3 separate regions of the Homo sapiens genome follow, and all the other regions are linked to region 2. The links are chromatin contacts, found by Hi-C or POLR2A ChIA-PET in ENCODE. All regions are on one chromosome and are shown on one strand. The core of a region is the stretch at or near the end of the contact, and the rest is flanking DNA. Distances in the headings are between cores, read along the strand shown. Region 1 has its middle 20 kb from the start of ZDHHC22. Region 2 holds the start of LINC01629 (long intergenic non-protein coding RNA 1629). Region 3 holds the start of VASH1 (vasohibin 1).

Region 1 (4,541 bases), core at 7-2,506, 160 kb after region 2:
GAGGCTGAGGTGGGAGGATCACTTGAGCCCAGGAGGCGGAGGTTGCAGTGAATCAAAATCATGCCACTGCATTCCAGTCTGGGTGACAAAAACCCTGTCTCACAAAAAAGCCAAACGAAAAACAGAACCACTTGGGTTGATTTAACATTATTTTCACTGTCACTAGTCAGAGATGACATAGATGCAGTGATACTTTGTGAGGTCTTTATTCTGGTCCAAGCCTTTTGGGTCAACCTTTCATCTACACCAGAAGAGAGATTAGAGATGAGAAGTCTGCCTGGGTGACACAGCACAATCAGAATCCCTGAGAGAAAGAGGCAGAAGAAAACAACGACTGTGCCCTAGCTCCTGCAGCCTTTACCTCTGCTACGTCAGTTTCCTTTATCAAAAGAGGAGGGGCATAATCCTCGCTATGCACTTGACATCCTGAGATGAAGGTGCAACGCAAAAAAGTGATGTCTCAAAAGTGTTTTAAAACTGCTCTACGGAGCAAGGCAGCCTCGCCGCTCACAGACCCAGTGATGGAATTCAAGTGATGGCATTCAGCCCCTTCAGGGTTGTGACTGCTTGGGATAATTAAGACTGTCTTCTACCAAAATCTCATTTACAGTGAATGAGAGGAGAGAAAATATCAACCCAGGATGGTTACTCTTTGACTGGCTTCCTGGAAGGAGCTGTTCTGTGGGTCCATGTGTGACCATTTTGGTTTTTTCCTCTCAGAATCCTTCCTTTATTTTCTTTCTTTTTACTTTTTTTTTTTTTTTTTTTTGAGACGGAGTTTCACTCATGTTGCCCAGGCTGGAGTGCAATGGTGCAATCTCGGCTCATGGCAACCTCCACCTCCCGGGTTCAAGCGATTCTCCTGCCTCAGCCTCCTGGGTAGCTGTGATTACAGGCATGTGCCACCACGCCCGGCTAATTTTGTATTTTTAGTAGAGATGGGGTTTCTCCATGTTGGTCAGGCTGGTCTCGAACTCCCAACCTCAGGTGATCCGCCCACCTCAGCCTCCCAAAGTGCTGGGATTACAGACATGAGCCACCGTGCCTGGCCCCCCTTTATTCTTAAAACACATGGCTTTCCTATCTCTTTCTAAAGGATGGTTATGCAAGACAGAATTGCTTGAAAGAACAGTCTGTATGGTTCCTGCCTTAAATTACAGCAGCTGGAGGAGATGAGTTGAGCAAAAAAGCAAGAAGGGCCCATAGAATATGAAGATAACCCAGGGAGTGGGAGGAAGCTGTTAGAATATGAAGGAGAATGAAAACCGAAAGTGGGATCCTGCGGCCAGCCCTTGTGAGGGCCCTGGCAGGTGGAGTGATTATTATCCTTCCAGCAAGGCAGTCAGAGTGGCTGGAGAGCATGAGAGTAAAAATAGCTGCCGTTACATTTCCTACAGACTCACTAGATCCCAAAAATTGCAGTGGCCTTGGAAGCATGTTTGTTCATCCTGGTGTCTTTATAACAGAAGAGAGCAAAGGCCTCCATTCTCTGGGGACAGCCCACAAAGCCCCTGCCTGCTGGGTGGACAGATGGGAGCGCTTGGCATGGGGCCTGCCCTTCATTTGAGGGTGAGAGTGAAAAACCAGAAGCCCTGAAAAATCAAGACCTGCCACCACTTGTAGATGGTAAACCACAATAATCATGTCTCTACAGAGAGCTGGGTTGAAATTATCATCTCCACTCAACCCTTGCACAAGTGAGTACATTGCCCAGTCAGGGGAAGAGAAGAAGCCTAAAGAAGTTACACACAAATGGAGCACCACAACCTCAACGAGTCCTGCATTGTCTTCAAAAATGGCAGGAAAACTTGGCCCCAGAAGCCTGGTGGTCCTGCTGGTTAACATTTCATTCTGCTTCCCCTCTGAGCTCCAGCAAGGTTTCTGGGCCTCTCCTCTCATCACTGGGCTGCTCAGGAAATGCAAATGAGTTTCACTTCAGCAAAACACAGAGAAAGGGCAGTGAACCGTCACAACAAACAGCCCCGGATACCCACAGCCCGACAAAACAGTGACAGGCATGGTTTAGACTGTGTGTTTTCAATAATGGTCCCCTGGGCTCTCACAGGCCGAGAGAGTGAACTTCAAGGTGAAAGCCTTTTATTTTTTTGAAAGGATATCCAAGTTGATGCTTGTCTTGGCAAGGTGTATTTAGAAGTATCATGCTTTCCAGCCTGTGCTGATTTTATTCTTGAAGCATTTTATAAACATCAATTGTGCCGTGAAGCTCCTAGCTAGTAAATTACTAACATTGCTGATTGTACTAGTCAGGTTGGGCTGCAGTGACAATGTCACTTCTGCTCAGCCCGTGGCCAAGACTGGCTCCTGGCCCCACCAGTTGCATGGGGATCAGGACATGTGGGACAGTATGCACTGAATGATTTAAAAAAAAAAAAGTCAACATGGCAGAAATATTTAATTCAAGGGAAAAAAAGGTTCTTGGACCCACAGGATCAGAGGTGAGCAGGCACCAGTCAACACAAGGCCACAGGTCAGCCCTGGGGTAGGTCCCACTTTGGGGACCTTTAAAAATCCTCAAAAACATGGTCCTTGTCACTCAGATTTTCACACCTTTCCTCCCAAAATTGTATTCCAAAACCCGAACATTTCTCCTTCTTCTGAAAGTATTAATGATTCCTGCAGCTTACCTGACCAAAGCATTGTCATTATTATTTCAAGGAAACACATTTTCAACACGTTTATGTCCCAGCTGCTGACTGAGCTGTGGATATAAAATGGTGGCTAAAACAGACCTGGTCCCTCCTTCTAGTCTTGTGGGAGGTAGCAATGACAATCAGTTAGTCAATTGCCCCTTTGACAGTTTTGGTCTCTGTAGGTCTTAAACATCCAAAGCTGGGTGCGTAAGCCTAGACAAGGTGATATGTCCTACTCATTTCAAAGATAATGCTTTAATAACCTTTGGGGTTAGCACCCTTTGATTAGGGCAAGAGTCCTTAATATGAAACTATAAGTCCACCCCAACACACCCAAGCACACTAGGAGGGAGTTAGCAGCAGCAGATTATCCCGTTGAGCGACCCACCTTCAGACTTCTGAGCTCACCCACAACAACAGCACCTGCATCTGCTTTCCCCAGCTGCCGCCAGCATAAGCATACACATGACCCCTTGCTTGACTTACCCTAGTCCTGGCTCTGGCTGCAACAAACAGTTGTTGAGGCCCAGGTCTATAGAAAGATACATGTGGTCCCTGGCCTTGGAGCCTAGGCATCTGAGCCAGGAGTCATGACCCACAGGAAAAGTAGTGACGCAAGGTTGTGCCTGGTGCCCAAGGAAAATCACAGACCAGAGCTGCAGGAGCTCCCTGAGACCTTGAGAGGAACTCACGATGATTGAGATCTAAGTAGTGATTGAGATCTCAGCCTTGGCATAGGGTAGAGCTTCCATAAGCTGTCCGTGCCTGGTCAGCCATTTGCAAACAGCCCTTTCATTTGAGATGAAGAACACAACTTTTAGGGATTATTTCAGTTACATAGAGACAACATAGGAGAGCAGTAATGTGAGCAGAGGGGTTTTAAGGGAGTTCACCTGATACAGGTATAGAGAGGAAGGGGAATAGCGTTTTAGCCAAAGGAAAGAGCAGGAGTACAGACATCTTGGTGAGATGGAAATATCATGGCTTTAGATCTTGATCTGGTCTCTGTGTGATCCTAGCAAGTTATATAACCTCTCTGCACCTTGTTTCCTCATTTGTTAAGTTACCGTCAACTCTGAAATATTGTTGTGCCTTAATGTACAGTATATAGTACAGTGGCCTCACATGGTGGGTGCTCAGTAAACAATAATAAGATTGCTACTGCAAGTGAATTGTGCCATTCCAAGAACAAGGACTGGGCTCTCTGAGCTGGCTTCAGTCCAAGGCCAGCCTTCCACTTTGTACATACAGGCAGTGGCCAGCAAAACAACCCAGCTCCCTGCCTACCTCTGGCACCCTGCTGCACCCAGAACAGAGCCCCTCCTTTGCACACACCCTGCAGAATACCTGCCAAGCATGCGCTCCAGCTCTCCCCAGCCTGTCCCAGTCCTCACCCTCCTTTAGAGTTATACAGCTGGTGGGTGGGGAGCTATGGAGGAATCAGCCCTACCCTAGCCAGATCCAGCCTCCTAGCTGGCCCAGCCTCCTAGCTGGTGACTCAGCCTCCAGGCTCCTGCACAATCTGTCCTCCACACCTGCATCAGGTGAACTTCCTCAAACCTCTGCTCACTTACTGCCTTCCTCGGACACCTCCCCTATAGCGGTTCTAGCCTTGACTGTGTAGCAGAAACCTCTAGGGAGCTTTGAACATGCACAGGTCACATCCCAGACCTGTCAGACTCTGGGGAAAAGACCTGCCTTCCCCCACCCCCATGGATATTCTCTAAAGCTCCTCAGGGGATTGCAGATAGGCAGACAAAGCTGGGAATAATTGCAGTGGGTCCCTTGTGGGGGATTGGACTTGGGGCTGGGGTGAGGAGGCGTGGGGACCAGTTCCACACAGCGAAGTAACTGTCATCTGCAGTATCGCCAACACCTGGGAGCCTATGA
Region 2 (4,496 bases), core at 281-2,780:
GGCTGGTCTTGAACTCCTGGGCTCAAGTGATCCTCCTGCGTCTGCCTACTGAAGTCCTGGAATTATAGGCATAAGCCACTTTGTCCAGCCGCTGGGAGAATATGCACATCCATTCGTTTTACCTCTTTAGCAATCTTGTGAAGGAGATTCTTAGCATCCCCATTTTGCAGCTGAGAAAAACTGAGACTGGGAGGTTAAGTCCCAAGGTCACAGGACCGACAGGTGGCTGAGAGAACCCTGGCATTCCAGCTGCCAGTCAGGCACTCCCTGGTTGTCTACACTAGCTGCCGTCTTCCTGGGCACACACAGAGGAATCAGCACACACCCGGTACACCCTCCCATGAGCAGAACTCCTACACACTGGCTGGTACCATACCCTCCCTAACACCAGCACCCGTAGCAAATTCTTTCCAGGGCCAGCCAAGCCCTACTCCCCTTTGTTAAAGGCAGCTTTCCTCAGAAGGGTGAGCATTTGTTGTCTCAGGGCCTGCAGTGTGGATTCTACCTTCTTTTTACTGTGTTCAGCAGGAGCGAGGCAAACCAGCTTGGGATAGAAACACAGGCGTTTCCTCCACTGTCAGGGTTTTCCTGGGGCAGGCATCTGAGTTACTGCCTGGACCCGGTAGCCCCTAGCAACAGGGCACCACTCTCACCTGGGCCATTTATGATGACTTTGGGAGGTGGAGCCAATTAGGGGGCAAAGCAGGGATCCCCACAGGTGGGAGTGGCAAAAGAGTGGAGGCTTGAAGTCCAGGAAACCCCAGTGTATGCCTCTGCTGCTAAGGAGCCGTGTGGCCTTGGGCAAATCACTATCCCCTTCTGAGCCTGGGGCTCCACATCTACATAGTAAGGGAAGTGGCACTCATGTTCCTTCCAGTTCACACACAGTCCCACATGCTACTAGACCTAGGTTAAGGCAAGGTCTGTGCTATCAGGTACTACCATAGACACAGAAACCGGGGGAGACTCTGCCACCATTATACCCACCCACCCCAACCCTCAAGTTCCCAGCTCTTCCTGGGAAAACCGACAGACAACAGGCCCATGTAGGCAGAAGAAATCAACATGAGGGGTCTCAGTGCCTAGAGAATAGACTTAGAATGAGCCCAAAGTGGAAGGGAGAACCAAAGAGTTTCCCTCACTGCCACATTTGGCACTCCTGCTCCAGGGAATCCAGCACTGAGCTAGAGACAGGATGCTGGGTTCGCCATTCAGGATTCGTAGGTGAGGCCACAGCCATTTCTGCTTTCGGGGCCTGTAACTGGTGGAGAGAAACGGGTGATAGCATCTGTGGCCTTCCTGATTCATAGGTTTATCCCAGCATGAGGCGTGGCTGCTGCAAAGCAGACATGTCCATTTCTGTCCAGACACAGTTGGGGCGGGCAGTGGGTGGCTGCAGCCTGTCCTTACATGGGGCTAAAGGGGCCCAGCCACTTAGTGACTCACCCACTTGCCCAGCCAGCTGAAACCCTGGCCTCACCCTTCCCTTCTGCTACCTACAAAAGCCCCCTGACATAGCACTCTTGTCATACTGAGACTAAGGTAGAAAAAGACACTTCCAAAGGGTGTCAATGACAAGAGAGAAATAGACATAGAGTGGTCACTTCATTTACCAACCCTGGAACCGCAGACCTCTGGGCTTCCTGGTATGTGATTTCAGTTTTACCCCTCACTGTTTAAATTGCTTGAGTTATGTATTTTGTTATTGATTTATTTATTTATTTATTTATTTATTTTGAGACAGCGTCTCTCTCTGTCGCCCAGGCTGGAGTGCAGTGGTGCGATCTCGGCTCACTGCAACCTCCGCCTCGCGGGTTCAAGCGATTCTCCTGCCTCGGCCTCTCGAGTAGCTGGGATTACAGGCATGCACCACTACACCTGGCTAATTTTGTACTTTTAGTAGAGATGGGGTTTCGCCATGTTGGTCAGGCTGGTCTCAAACTCCTGACATCAGGTGATCCGCCTGCCTCGGCCTCCCAAAGTACTGGCATTACAGATGTGAGCCGCCTCACCCGGCTTGTATTTTGTTCTTGCAGACGAAAGCTGCCCACCAAATATGAACAGATAGGAACCTCGTGATCTTTTGGGGCTGTCATCCTTCTCTCAGTCTGCCAGTAACTGGGATCCTGGCATTTATCCTGGAGGTCCCTGAAGGTCCAAGAGGGAACAGAGGAAATCTGATTGGCACAGGTGTGGTGACGTGAAGCAGGTGGTGGCTTTTAGGACTGGAGGTCTGGTGTAGGGTGTATTAGTGAGGAGAACATGGAGGGAGGAACTCACCAGGAAAATTGCAGCCAATTTCCAGCGGTCAGGAATTGAAGATCCAGCAGAGTACGGAATCAGCTCCTCCAGAGTAGTGGGTTTTTCCAGTTGTAGGTTGAGATCCATTCGTGGGTCATGAAATCAAGTTAAGGGATCATAGTCATACACAGAATTTTTTTGTTTGTTTGTTTTTGAGACAGTCTCATTCTGTCCAGGCTAGAGTCTCTAGTCTCTGCCCAGGCTAGAGTGCAGTTTCACAGTCTTGGCTCACTGACCTCCACCTCCTGGGTTCAAGTGATTCTCCAGCCTCAGCCTCTCAAGTAGTTGGCGTTACAGGCACCTGCCACCACATCTGGCTAATTTTTTGTATTTTTAGTAGAGACGGGGTTTTGCCATGTTGGCCAGGCTGGTCTCGAACTCCTGGCCTCAAGTGATCCGCATGCCTTGGCCTCCCAGAGTGCTGGAATTACAGGCGTGAGCCACCACGCCCAGCCAGAATTTTTTTTAAAAAAAGGAAATAGAAGAGAATGTAAGAATAGAAGTGCAGGTTAAAAGGAACGTTTAATTTCATAAAGTTTTTGCCTCAGGGTAGTATGCTTGTCTGAGTAATGGGTTGAGATAGGAACGCATTTCTTAGTGCAGGTCTTGATTTCAAATGTTCGAAAGCCACTGCTCTGGAAAATAGAGGAGTGGAGACCAAAGTGTGCCCTTTGTGTATGTGTCGGCAGTGGGGTGGGGGTGGGGGTCTCTGTCCTAGCATTTGGTTGCAGCACCCCAGGAGTGCCTGTAGGGGAACCACTGACCTCCACTTTTCCATACGCTTCACACCTTCACACCGAAATGTGCTCCATTCCCTTTGCTATTTTTTTTTCTTTTCTTTTTTTTTTTTTTAGACAGAGTCTAGCTCTGTCGCCCAGGCTGAAGTGCAGTGGCACGATCTCGGCTCACTACAACCTCTGCCTCCTGGGTTCGAGTGATTCTCCTGTCTCAGCTTCCTGAGTAGCTGAGACTATGCCTGGCTAACTTTTGCAGTTTTAGTAGAGACGGGGTTTCACCATGTTGGCCAGGCTGGTCTCAAACTCCTGACCTTAGGTGACCTGCCCACTTCAGCCTCCCAAAGTGCTGGGATTACAGGCGTGAGCCACCTCACCCAGCCTGCTATTTTCATTAGGAGGAAAAGAGGGATGGTAGCTTTCATCCAGATCCCCCATCTTCAGAATGTTTTCAACTTTCCCCAGAACCTCCACAGCGTTAAGTCAGTCAAAATCCTTGGATGGACCCTTCCAAGTAGCAAGGGCCACCCTGTCCCCTTTCCCCTGGCCATGAGACCACGCAGAGCGCAGGGGCCGGAGTCAGAAAGGGCAGTTTGGCCCCTGGGCAGTCTCCTGAGAGTCTTTCTCCTCCCAGTTTCTACTATTTGGCGGAACCTTGAATGCAGGGGGGCGGGACAGAGAAAAAACTAGAAAGCTCGACTTCTGCCTGCGGGGCCGGAAGCCCCGCTGCGGCCCCAGCCCGCGGTTAGCCCCTGTTTGTCATTTTGCAAATCTGGTCAACCCACCTCCGGTGAAAACTCCCAACCTCACCCCAGGGGGCAATGACTAATTACAAAACACATTTTCTCTCGTTTTCGTCAAGCTCGCTGTCCCGCCCACACATCCCCCGCCTATCCCGGCACCCGTCGGCTTCCTCAGGAGCCTCACTCAACTGTGTTGAATGAACTCTTGGCCTGGTCCCTCCCCCAGAGACTTCACACCGTGGGGTTCTTTCCTCCCTGCTCAGCTTTACTTTCACTTTCTAGTCACTCTCACTTCTCTGTCAGCTTCAGCTTCTCACCCTAGAGCTTGAGCCCTGGTCCTTTCTTAAGGCAGGGGCTATTGCCCAAGTCCTGGGCTGCACCCAATTCGTCAAAAGTCTCGATTCATCAATAGTCAAAAATATTTATCAAATGCATTCTGTTCCAGGCTCTAGGAATGCAGTGCAAGACAGGCAAGGTTCTTGCTCATACAGAGCTTCTAGAAACCTGGGATACAGAGATGCAATCAAGTGATAAAACACATGGATGAAGGCTCTGCCATTGAACACATGGTTCTTGACAAGCCCACAGAGAGGCACAGCTAAGCCAGCCCTGGGGAGCCAGGGAGGGTTCCCTGGAGGGAGAGAAGCTGGATCCAGGTCTGAAAGATGACTTGAAGTCAGCCATGAGCAAGGAAGAGATTTTCCAGGCCAAGCGAACA
Region 3 (4,274 bases), core at 38-2,537, 200 kb before region 2:
AATTACCCTCTGAGACTTGGTTTATACAATACAGGGTGATAGTTGTTGATCCCTAGTGATTTTTCTACGCTTGGAGTCTTCTTGCCTTAGTGAGTTTAAGAAGATCCAGGCTGAACTAACTTTCTTGGAGTCTTGCAATCCTTCCCATCACTGATAACCCTTGGTTTCTGACCCTGGAGGTAGTAAGAGGTTGCTACGGGAGCACAGGGTACCCAGAAAGTTCAGATACTAGGGACAGCTTTAGAGAACAGATGTGAAACCACTGAGGCCCTGGGGTCTCTCTAAGGCCTTTAACCCAGCCCTTGTGTAGTAACCTCAGCTTGTCAAGAAATGCAACGACCCCACAACTAAGGAATCTGAATCTGCCGGCTAAGGCCAAGGAATCTGCATTCTCCCACAAGACTGTGATTCATGCTAACTACAGGCAGGGGAGAGGGGGAGCATCTTAAAGCACACACTCGGCCGTCTCTTCCTAAAGTTCTTGGCTTCAGCCTAGAGATAGTGCCTTTCCCACCATTTACAACTCTATGGCATGAGGGAGGCGGAGGGTGCGTCCAGTGTCCAACCACGCACCACAGCTGGTTGTACTTTCACCTTCCTCTAGGCCAGCGGACCCTCCCCAAGCATTGCCTCCCACGCCCACGTCGCGGTCCCACCCTGGTCCGCGGGGTCCAGAGCGTCCAAAGCCCGGTCTAGGCAGATGGTCTAGGGGTGAGCTCTGCGCACCCCATTCCCACCAGTGCAGGCAATCGAATAAAACAGGGTGACTTTTAACCCTTTTCGTTTCCAGAGATAGTGACCCCCCGTCTCAATCCCTAGATGTCCTCCTCTAAGAACTGTGCGCGCTGGGAGGGACTCTGCGCTCACTCACTGTGACCACCTCGGCTGGGATATGGGGAAACTGAGGCCTACAGAGGGAAGGGAACTGCTGAACGTCCCAAAGCAACACAGGCACTGAATCCGGTCTAGAATCCCAGTCTTCCAGGCCAGTGCTCTCGGTCCTACCGGCTCAGGGCCCCTGCGAAGAATCTTTTTCAAGAAATTCCCGACCGCAGGAATTCCTTCTGCGCTAGGAATCTCCATGGAGTTTGCGCTCCCTCTGGCACGTTGAAAACGTCCTCCGCAGCTTCGCACCGGCTTCGCGGCGCCCTGACAGCTGGGTGAGGAGGGAGCGAATGCCCACCGGCGTCCTTGGGGTAACTTGGGACAGAGGCACCGCCGCGGGGGGCGGAGGACTGGGCGCGAAGGCGCTGGCCCTTTAAGGGGGGGACGGAGCGCATGCGCGGCGCGGGCCGTAGTCGAGCCTGGTGGGCGGCTGGCTGGCAGGGGACGTGGTCGGCGGCAGCGGGGCCCAGGGGCGGCGGGGCTGCAGCAGCGGCGGCCCCAGCTTCGCCGAGCAGCGATCGGCTGGTGGGCTTCTCGTTGGCGGGCTCCGCGTTGGCGGGCTGCTCCCCAGGCACCAGCGCAGCGCGCGCTCGCCCGGCTTCGTCACTCGCCTCCAGCTACATCCGCCGGCCGAGGCTGCGCGAGCCTCCGGGCTTGCGGTCCCCGCCCCGCGGTCCTTCCTCCACCCTCAGCCAGGGCAGCTGCAGCCCGAGCGAACAGCCACGGAGCATCCTCCGCCCGCCCGGGCCGCGCCACCGCCCATGCTGCAGCCAGTCCCAGGCAGCGACCCCGCGGCCGCAGCCCGCCGCTCAGTGACCTCAGCCTGGCCCCTGCGCGCCGCCCGAGCCGGTCCCGCTGAGCCGCGGGCCCCGTGCCCTGCGATGGCTCGGCTGGTGCAGCGCGGCGCCAGGTGCCAGCCGTCCTCCCGCTGAGACGCGCCCGAGTGGGGACCCGCTGGGCCTCGGGGCTCGCAGCCTTCGCCTCCCCGCCGCGCCCGCTCCCTTTCTGGGGACTCCGCCGCTGTTTCTGGGGACGAGGGGACAGGGGACCCAGACAAAGCCCACTTTGTGCAGGGAGTTGGCCGCAGGCGGGGAATGTGCGCGTCGGCGCGCGCCCCCTCCCCGCTCCCGGCCAGCTGCGAGTCTTGGCTCCCGGACTTGTCTCGTCGCGTCGGAGAAATCGCCCCCCAGCGCCGCTCTCCCGCCCGGGGGTCTTGGTTCCGAGCTCGCGCGGCCGGGAGTCGCCTCGGTCTTCCTTGGGGCGCGCGCAGATGTGAGCGTGCGAGAGTTGTGTAGGGGATTTTGTTCCCTCCGAAACTGAGACCCAGGGCGCCCAGTGGGCACCCGTGCCTTGACTCTGTCCTTTCTGCAGCCGCTGGTCCGAGCTGTCTGGCCTCAGTTTCCCTCCGACTTTTCTCCGCTCTGCCAGCCCTCACTGCTGCCCGTCATTGTTCTCGCAGTTAGATGGGGGTGCTTTGTGACGGCTGCCAAGTTGGGGTGTGTTCTCTTTATTCCGTTTTTCAAACAGAACAAGGCCTCCAAGGCTGACCCCAGACAACCCACCCCCTCGGACCCTAATTCACCTTATTGCACTGATTTTTTTTATCAAGTCGTATTTTATTGTACAGGAGCCACGCCCTGATTTCTTAAAGGCGCCTTGCACTCTGGCCATGTGTTATCTCTGCAGCCGGTGTGTGGGAGGCCTCTTGTGAGCCAGTTGTTTTCCCGCCTCCACCACCCCCCTCGAAGATTTAGGGATGCCAGGGGGGAAGAAGGTGGCTGGGGGTGGCAGCAGCGGTGCCACTCCAACGTCCGCTGCGGCCACCGCCCCCTCTGGGGTCAGGCGTTTGGAGACCAGCGAAGGAACCTCAGCCCAGAGAGATGAGGAGCCAGAAGAGGAAGGGGAAGAGGACCTGCGAGACGGAGGCGTCCCCTTCTTTGTCAACCGGGGTGGGCTACCTGTGGATGAGGCCACCTGGGAAAGGATGTGGAAACACGTGGCCAAGATCCACCCCGATGGAGAGAAGGTGGCGCAACGGATCCGTGGGGCCACAGACCTGCCCAAGGTGAGACACACGGGTCAGGGGGGTGATAGCACAGTCTAGGTTTTAGTGACCTTGGGGCCAAGAGTGAAGCCACACTCTCCTCCCACGGGGCAGGGGACCACTGGCTCGGTAAGATCTTTAAAATGCAGTGATATCATACCTGTCTAGGAGAACTTTCTCTCACTGCCATTCTAGGAGGGAGGCTCACATACATTGTCTCCAGGAGGCCCTCCCCGCTGTCTTTTAAAATGTCCACGTTTTACAGGAGGGGACAGCAGCAGATGGAACTAACAAACACAGTAGGATGGCTTGACGTCTCATTTGCTTGATGACACTTGCCAAGCCAGAGAACTGTGAGCAGACAAATGTAATGAATGACTAAGGAGATGCAGGGCTTCATATGTTGAGAAAATATTTTCGTGCATTATGTCATTGAATTCTCCCAACAGCCTTGTGACGTAAGTACAGTTTGGATTCCCATTTTACAGATGAGAAAGCTGAAAACTCAAGTAGGAACTCAAGATCCCACAGCCAGTAAGTGGCAGAACTGAGATTCAATTTCAGGTCTTCAGGAGAAGGGCGGGGGGTGGTGGTGGAGGGAAGTGTCCAGGTCCTCTTCTCTGTTGGACAGTAGATTCAAGCACATTAGAAGAGGTCTTATGGAGAAGCATAAAATGAAATAATTTTTCTGTGTTGGCTGTAACTCCTCCTCCATGACAGCTATACTTCAGTTGTGTCACCAACGAAAACAGAGGCTGTATCTCATTCATCTTTGTCTTCCCAAGGCCTCCTGTGTGCCTGGCACAGAACAGGCACTAGTGTGTGTGTTTGCTGAATGAAAGGGTATTTGAGAGTTTCTGTGCTGTACGCTGCTATATGGAAATACATGCCAGATATTAAAAAAAAAAAAAACATGATCAAGACTAGGAGGCACTTTGCCAAATGCAGAGGCCTGAAATCTCCAAAAAAGAGCCCTTTGGACTGAGTTCAGAGCCCAGTGCTTAGCCCTGCCTGCCCAGGTTGGAAGGAAGGGGGCTAGGAAGAATGGAAGTTAGTGTGAATTAGACATGAGGACAAGTGGCCCGTTTTGTTTTTACCAAGTTATTGGTACAGCCATCAGAAAGTGTCTTCTGGGAAAAAGAGAATCAAAGGTTGAAGGTTTAAATACTGCCTAATGTTTCCAGGGGAAACAAAATGTAGATTGATTTGGAATGGCCGCATAAATGTGCTCTGCACTGACTTAATATTTATTTAGCTAATCCCCTAGAGTTGGATGTTGTTTCCAGTTTTATTCCTAAAATGAATACTATGGTGAACATTCTAAAATATAAATTTTGGGGTTCAT

What was found. A loop is a pair of places that touch in the nucleus more often than their neighbours do. ChIA-PET counts read pairs that join two places held with the same protein, here RNA polymerase II (POLR2A). Pooled maps may share reads with other maps.
Region 1: a loop to region 2 is called in a map with no recorded cell type, with 13 times the contacts of the local background. The contact joins the enhancer-like site here to the promoter of LINC01629 in region 2. A Hi-C loop is called at or near these places in 2 of 168 maps with a recorded cell type or tissue (B cell and PC-9), 24 of 37 single-sample maps with no recorded cell type and 13 of 50 pooled maps. POLR2A ChIA-PET finds 5 or more read pairs at or near these places in 7 of 52 experiments (B cell, CD4-positive, alpha-beta T cell, CD4-positive, alpha-beta memory T cell and 4 more).
Region 3: a loop to region 2 is called in a map of endothelial cell of umbilical vein, with 4 times the contacts of the local background. The contact joins the promoter of VASH1 here to the promoter of LINC01629 in region 2. A Hi-C loop is called at or near these places in 1 of 168 maps with a recorded cell type or tissue (endothelial cell of umbilical vein) and 6 of 50 pooled maps. POLR2A ChIA-PET finds 5 or more read pairs at or near these places in 3 of 52 experiments (BJ, T-cell and activated naive CD4-positive, alpha-beta T cell).

Annotation. Positions count from the first base shown.
Region 1 is chr14:77,119,660-77,124,200 of GRCh38, forward strand. No RefSeq gene overlaps it. Among named protein-coding and RNA genes, the nearest start is that of ZDHHC22, 20 kb to the right of the region's middle. RefSeq lists enhancers at 1,194-1,393, 1,404-1,463, 1,474-1,703, 2,084-2,263. Within about 2 kb of position 1,257, at least 16 of the 41 ENCODE cell types and tissues checked have a DNase peak (open chromatin) inside an H3K27ac peak, as active enhancers do; they include B cell, CD4-positive, alpha-beta T cell and GM12878, where a contact is called at or near this core.
Region 2 is chr14:76,958,108-76,962,603 of GRCh38, forward strand. It overlaps LINC01629 (long intergenic non-protein coding RNA 1629), which reads left to right and starts at 1,531. Exons shown (of 3, transcript NR_133913.1): 1 at 1,531-1,646; 2 at 4,224-4,496. RefSeq lists enhancers at 1,132-1,311, 1,352-1,421, 2,504-3,038, 3,039-3,574, 3,359-3,568 and 3 more.
Region 3 is chr14:76,760,181-76,764,454 of GRCh38, forward strand. VASH1 (vasohibin 1) reads left to right here and starts at 1,288. Exons shown (of 7, transcript NM_014909.5): 1 at 1,288-2,950. The coding sequence starts at 2,642. RefSeq lists silencers at 1,255-1,444, 1,545-1,814.